Linked DNA regions of Homo sapiens: region 2 is linked to region 1. The links are chromatin contacts, found by Hi-C in ENCODE. All regions are on one chromosome and are shown on one strand. The core of a region is the stretch at or near the end of the contact, and the rest is flanking DNA. Distances in the headings are between cores, read along the strand shown. Region 1 overlaps ARHGEF28 (Rho guanine nucleotide exchange factor 28). Region 2 holds the start of LINC01333 (long intergenic non-protein coding RNA 1333).

Region 1 (3,440 bases), core at 594-3,093:
AAACCGCTGCTATTGCTGAAAAAGGGATGCCCATTTATTTTTTAAAATGGGTGAAAGTCATGGAAATACAGTATATACTCCAGCTATGTGTAAATCAACTATATTTGCATCTGCAGAGCACCTTCCCTCAGAATATCTGTCAGTCAAGAATTGACTTCAAGGCTCAAATAACATATTTGGCACTTTACTGATGTGGTCAAGGGGTGGGGGTAAAAAGTGAAAGAATGAAGGAGACCCTCCAGCCTCACCATTATGCTGTTAATCACAGATCTGTTAATACTACACAAAGTACTCAGCAAGAGCAGCCAGGTTCCTAGGGAAAATCAAGCCAGTTTCAGCTCTGACTGGGTTTGATGTTTTCTGGTTACCTAGCAACAGCAGGACACTGTGTATTCTCCCTTTTTCTGATAAAATCCTCTAATATTATATTTTCAAGGAGAGACAAAAGGGAGGCTTGATTTGAAGAAAGACACTTGCTGCAAACCATTTTCCCTGCACTTGTTCCACTGACCACTCACCCTCAGGCTCAGCCATATGGCAAAATTACAAATAACCAGCTTGTGTTAGAACAAAAACCTGAGTAGGAATGGAAGTCCAGGTGGGAAAGGAGGGCAAATAGCTCTGAGGCCCACCTGCTTATTTTTCAGTCATTAAGAAGAGGCCACATACACCTACTACAAACTTATAAAAATTAAAATTAAAAAAAAATTTAAAGAACATAAAGAAAAAAAAGAGGCCATTGTAACCCTCGCCACATTTTCTTCAAAGCCTCTATTATTTAGATGGATATACACACGTGCAGACATTCCAATGACACAAATGCTTGTGGCCTTTGCCCTCCTGACAAGGATCTTTGGTTGCTAGAGAAGGCAGTAAGCAAGGCTTGGCAGGAATGAAAGGAAAACTCTTCCCAGAAGGCTCCATCTTTGGGGACATGGTGGCCTTGCCACACCTCATTTCATCCCATCTTCCAGTAGGAGGTGGGTCAATGGAGGAGGAGCAGCCAGGGCCACAGGAGCCGATGAAGGTCCCTGGAGGAGCTGCACCAAGGCTGGACTGTGCCTCTGAAGCAAAGGAGGACCCTCAAGGCAGGGGAGGGGAGGAAGAGAGGTAGGGAGGCATGGGGGTGAGGCTGCAACCACAGCTCTGCTCAAAGGCTTAGCCCATCCCTGACCCTTTAGATGCCAATAGGCACAAAGCTTGATTCTACTGCCCCTGATCCTAAATGCTGTACCTCAAATTCCAGGAACTCACTAACAACTGAAAGCATACCTGCAGAAGGTGCCTCTAACTGCCACCATTTACAGAGCACAGGAGTTGTCCCAGGTCTTTTACATTCGTCATCTCTCTCTAAGTCTCAAAATGCTAAAACCCACAATTTACAGGCTGGGAAACCGAGGCTCAGGCTAGTGAAATTCTGACCCACATCATGCAGCTAGGAAGTGATCTGGATCTACGCTCAGAGGATGGCAGCCACGTGATGACTCCTTGCTCTAATGATCAAGACTCTCGTGCTTCTCATTTCTCTTTGTGCTGAAAATGGCTTGGCCATCTTTTCTGAATTAAGAGATCCTCAATGTTTAATACTTTCCCTCCCTTACATACTACATTTTGAAGAGTCACTTGCCAAAAAAAAGAAGAAAGCAAAGGCAAAAAAAAAAAAAAAAGACATATTAATGTTAAGCTTCTCAAAACTGACACAGCAATTGTTATAGAACTAGGAACCTCCCTTAATCGGGCGAACAAAAATATTCCCAGGCAATGATTTCCTTGTCAGGGCAACATTACAAATCAACCTGGAATGCTCTGAATCCTATTTTACCACACTGGGAGACAAAGCATGCCTGTGGTCACAACACGCAGTCACACTTCCAATTCCTTTTCCCAGCCATAGACTGAAGCTATTTCACCTCTAAATACAAATATGCACAGCTAAATTGCTGATGTTTAATTTTATACAACTTCAAAAAAATGCCCCCAAATTTCCATCGAGCAGACACTGGCAGACTGAACAGGTCACCAAAGCCACAACAGTCCTGCCTCCTTACCAACAGAAGGGCCAGCCAGAGCACAAAAATTACTACATTGAGGATGAAAAATCATCCAGTGAATGAGGCAGCTGGGAGGTCATTGCTGACACATCTGACAATGCCGGACACACTGGAAGCCCTTAATCTATGTAGGTTTTCTTCATCTGGGGTGTGAAACATGGAGCAAAAAATTCAAAATAGTGATATTTTGAGGTACATGGAAAATCCCCTTAATGGCTTCAAGAGAAGACTTGTTCAAAACAGCCAAATTGAATATATATCAGAAATAACTCTTTTTTAAGTTACATTGTATGCTCTACTTCAAGAAGATACAGAACCAAGAATGAACGGGGATGGGGATGGGGAGTTGTGTGTGTGTGTGTGTGTGTGTGTGTGTGTGTGTGTGTGGTGTAGTGTAGAAGTTTAATCAGAACTTTTTCAAATAAGAATAAAAATACAGGAGAAACACATTCCTAGGTGAGAGCTTGTTGTGCCCTAAGGTGAACAGCCCATGTTGTAATTCCAGATGTATTACTGGAGGTGGTTGTGGTTGTATGTCACCTGGACGGGAACTCAATTTCCTTCTCCATGTTCCTTCTTGGTTTCTACCTGAACTATGTAGGCAAGGTCAGACAGTCTGTCTTTGAAATTAGAAACCGTTTGGTGATTTCTGATTTTGTTACTCCATTTCAACTCTGAAAGAACCAGCACAGCAATTGTATATTTCTCAAGGCCAGCCACCTTTTTCCACACTTTTTACCCTAGAGAATATGATCATCATATAGAACCCTAAACTGAAAAAACATTTGTTAATATTAAACCTCACTGACTCAGAAAGCAGAATTCTTGCTATATAAAAGTAATCACCCAGTTTCATTTGTGATCGAATTGCCTGTAAATCGATGGACATAAAAATGTAATAACATATTTCTAATAAGCAAGGAAATAGCAATACAATCATAATTTGGTCAACTAAAAACGAATATTATTATAATGAAACAAAACTCAAACTACAAAAAAACATTTCAGCCAAGTATCTCAACACAATTTTGCCTCTTGACATAAAAGAAATAATTTGATCCCTAACATTATCTCTGGAAACTAAACAGAGCGAGCATTATTAACCTTTAGAGCAAATAAGCTAAAACACATAAAAGCCCCAAAGCCTGACTAAACCAAGTAGAAAAGTGGGATCTTGATTGAGAGTTTTTTCTGCTACATTACTGAGCTTTTGTTCACAAACTAAAATTTCAGCCTCTGCAGGAAACTTCGATACTCACATTATGAGGACCACCGTGGGGGGTCTAAGTTAGTCTCCTAACATGGTTTCAAAAAATTACAGGTATCCACATTTTGGCTGGCACCATTCCTTTTCTTTGTGGGCATGTGGGACAGGAAATAGACTGTCAA
Region 2 (3,690 bases), core at 240-2,739, 380 kb before region 1:
GTCAATGTCTCTTATTATTTTGAATGGCATCTGATTATAGATTAATACGTGTTTTGTCTAAGGTTACCTTGAAGTGTCTTCGTTTGTCCTCATGGAAGTGACTGAGCATGCTTGATTTTTTTCCATGTTGCTTAGCTTTCAGATACAAATTAAGCAATATATTGTATTCCTTCTGTCTAACCATGTGGTTGGTATAATTTCTCCACAGACAGCTGAATTCAACAGCCTGTGTGTAGTGATTCAACATAAGTAAGGACAAAACGGTAGGTGGTAAAGGTTGTCAGAAGGACACCTGGGCCTTCACTAGGTGCTGCCACTAAAGCCAGGCCATCAGATATGGCAAACCTCAGGGTGCTGCCAAATCTTACAGACCAAATTCTTTTCACCTGGGAATTTTACCCATTCATCAGACCCAATATTTCTCCTAAGTCAGGAGACACGATGAGAATTTTATCAAATCAATTCTGCAGTTAGTAACTTGACTACCATCTAGCATGTTATTCTAGCCATCTATCCATTTCTTCAAATCATAGACTATTTCAGGATATTTCCCCAATCATACTCGGATCTCAAATGATAGGCTGAACTCACTCTGCCTCTTTTGAGTGACCACTGTGCTCAACAGAAGCACTGATGTTACCATGGTTTCCTTAGTGACAGAGATATTACAAAGGGGAGAGTATGGTTGAGGAGGCAAAGCATGAAAGGGAAAAGGGGCCTTGATATTCCTGTGTGCAGAGTGCTAGCCAGACTTCACTGCCTCACACTGGGGACAGTTGTCCAGCTCATGAAAGATTGCTGTCAGGGGATAAAAGCCTCGTTTGGCTCACTTAAGATTTGTGAAGTATGTTCTGTGCATCAGGCATTTTACCATTTTAATTTCCAGAAAAGACAGCTAATTTTTCCTGTGCATCTGGGATGTTCCCCCAGGATAGCAGAGATGAGAAGGCAGTTTTGTGGTGCCACAGTTGTATATGGGCTTAATTTGAAATGATTAGTTTCATTAGCCTTGATATTCTAATTGTATCTCTACATTTCACCATCTTGCATAGAGAATATGCAAAACAAAGGGCTATTGAGCCAGGGTTGGAAGGAGCCCTGATTTCGATTGTTTCTCATTTTCCTTTTGGTTTTCAATAGAAATCAATCCCTAGTGTTCAGTAAGGCCTCCGAGCCATTGGAGCCATTTAGCAGAGCCCTGCTAGGGTGTGCGCTTACCTGGACAGGTTCCTGACTAGTCATCCACTGCTGTCAGGACTTAAGGATGATGCTTATCAAGGTTCTTCTTATGCTGCTAGAGAAACTGCCACCTATTTCTCAGAGATTCTTTCCTGGGTAGAGGTACCTAAATGTTGCCCCAAGTTCCATGGAGTGTGATAGCCACCAGATTTGACTTCAATAATATTCTTCATCTCAGAAGCCGGGGTGACTGGGCAACTTGTAACATTTTGTGTTTGTAAGGTGGTGGGATTTTATAGAATAATGAATCTTCACAGAGCCCTGGGTTGCTAGGGAACCTCGATTTAGTTCCACTTTGGAATGAGGAAAATATGAAAAGAAAAAGAGAAGTAAATTTCTTAGAATTTCCCCACTCATGTTTCAGTGCTGATACAGAATTCCAGAATGACTGAGTATCCTAAGCCCATGTCAGTTATCTCTCAAGGTTGAAAGGAGAAACCCGGCGAAAGGATAGGGCAGTAAAAGAGAACTGAGGTGGCTGTTTGAAAGGGGCCATGTCTCCTCGGAGACACGTGTCTCTCTAGGAGGATCACTATACCGCATTGTTTCTCCATGGCTCTCATGTACTCTTTTGAGACCTTAGTGTGCTGTTTCTAGATCAACAATTTATGATATTTATTGAGCACCTGCAATGTGTCCAGCTTTGTGCTTGGTGATGTGAAGGCAAGAGATGTAAGGACCTGGTTTCTAATCTTCAAAAAAGTCTACACTGTGGTTGAAGTGGTGAGGTTTATTCAACTAAATTAATTTAGAAACTATATCAGATAGATAACATATAGAAGCTTATGCTACCTGTTTGCGGGTCAGAGGTTCCTTTCTTGCCATTGGAAAAGAGAAAGGAGAGAAAACACCAAGTGTCAGAGTCACTGGGAAAGGCTTCTAGAAGGAGGAAAAGCTTAAATTGTGGAAAAGAATAAGAAAGTCTGATAGGTCCCTGATATTTGTGAGCTTCTAATTACACCAATATCATGATAATTTCTTCCACAACAGAAACACAAAGAGAGTTTTTGCCTCCGAAATGACAAGCAGAGAACCACAAGGCAATGTTGAGATGCAGAGGGTGGCAGTTTCCCTCCTAGCAGAGTGACTCACTCATGCCTCCACTCCAGGGTGCAGGGCTTAGATTCATGACAGGTAAGAACAGGCCATAGGCCTTACAGGTGGCTTTCGAATACATGAAACCAGGGATCTACTGTATTTCAAGATGGGGAGATTTAGCATGAGGCACAGAGGTGAGACTGGTGAAGAATCTGTTCCAGCTAGGATGAAAGTTCGTGGAAGGAAGCAACAGGAACAGGGTCTGCTCGTAAAGGGTATTGAGGTTAGACCCGGTGCAATGATTCAAGAGGAATTCTTATATCTTATTGGACAAGCTAAAGATACGGGATAAGGGCTGTTTTAGAAACACTTCAATGGGAGTGGCATAGGAAAGAATTGGAGGGGAAGGAAAAACTAGAATCAAGGAGATGAGTTAGAATGTAGATTTTATGAGAGGATGGAGATTGCACTGGCAGAAAAGAAAGGGCAAGTCAGCAAGATTCTGCAAATAATAGGCTTTGGTGATAAATTTTCATAGACTATGAGGAAGGAGATGAAGAAAAAGGAGGGTAAGAAAAGACGGTCTTAGCGATACTCCACAACTTCCCGATACTCCGTTGTCTAAAGTAGTTTCTCCACTGTGCATGTGTGCTGGGTGATGCTTCACATGCAAAACACTCCGTGGGCCCATGGTTGTAGTTCTCTTTTTTGAAAAATTACAAACATTTAAAATTGTGGTAAAATGTACATAGCATTAAATTGATCATATTAGCCATTTTTGAGTTATACAGTGCGGTAGTGTCAAATACATTCATATTGTTGTGTAGCCAGTCTCCAGAACCGTTTTCATCTTGCAAAACAGAAACTCGGTACCCATTAAACAACAACTTCACATTATCAACCACCCCTCTCCTTTCTGTCTGTAACTCTCATACAGTATTTTTCCTTTTATGACTGGCTTATCTTACTTAACATCATGTCCTCAAGCTTCATCCATATTGTTGTGTGTGTCAGAATTTCCTCCTTTTTTAAGGCCGAATAATATTCTGTTGTACATATGTACCACATTTTGTTTATTCATTCATCCACGGGTGGACATTTGGGTTACTTCCACCAATTGGCTATTGTGAATAATACTGCTATAAATGTGGGTGTTCAAATATTTCTTCAAGACCTTGCTTTCAATTCTTTTGGGTATATACCCAGAAATGGAATTGTTACATCATATGGTGATTCTATTTTCAATTTTTTGAGGAGCCACCATATTGCTTTTCAGAGTGGCTGCAGCATTTAACATTCCCACCAGCAGTGCACAGGCATTTCGAATTTCTCCATATTCTCACTTTATTTTCTGTTTTGTTGTTTTTCGTATTTTTTGCTTGTTGTTGTAGTCATCCTGATAGTTGTGAGGTG

The links. Hi-C counts contacts between places; a loop is a spot of excess contacts on that map. Pooled maps may share reads with other maps.
Region 2: a map of ascending aorta shows a loop between it and region 1 (1.8-fold over the local background). The contact joins the promoter of LINC01333 here to the enhancer-like site in region 1. A Hi-C loop is called at or near these places in 2 of 168 maps with a recorded cell type or tissue (PC-9 and ascending aorta) and 5 of 50 pooled maps.

Annotation. Positions count from the first base shown.
Region 1 is chr5:73,937,159-73,940,598 of GRCh38, reverse strand. The region is part of intron 35 of ARHGEF28 (Rho guanine nucleotide exchange factor 28); the gene reads right to left. Among named protein-coding and RNA genes, the nearest start is that of LINC02122, 160 kb to the left of the region's middle. Within about 2 kb of position 1,843, at least 7 of the 41 ENCODE cell types and tissues checked have a DNase peak (open chromatin) inside an H3K27ac peak, as active enhancers do; they include PC-9, where a contact is called at or near this core.
Region 2 is chr5:74,319,386-74,323,075 of GRCh38, reverse strand. It overlaps LINC01333 (long intergenic non-protein coding RNA 1333), which reads right to left and starts at 1,489. Exons shown (of 5, transcript NR_197443.1): 1 at 1,219-1,489.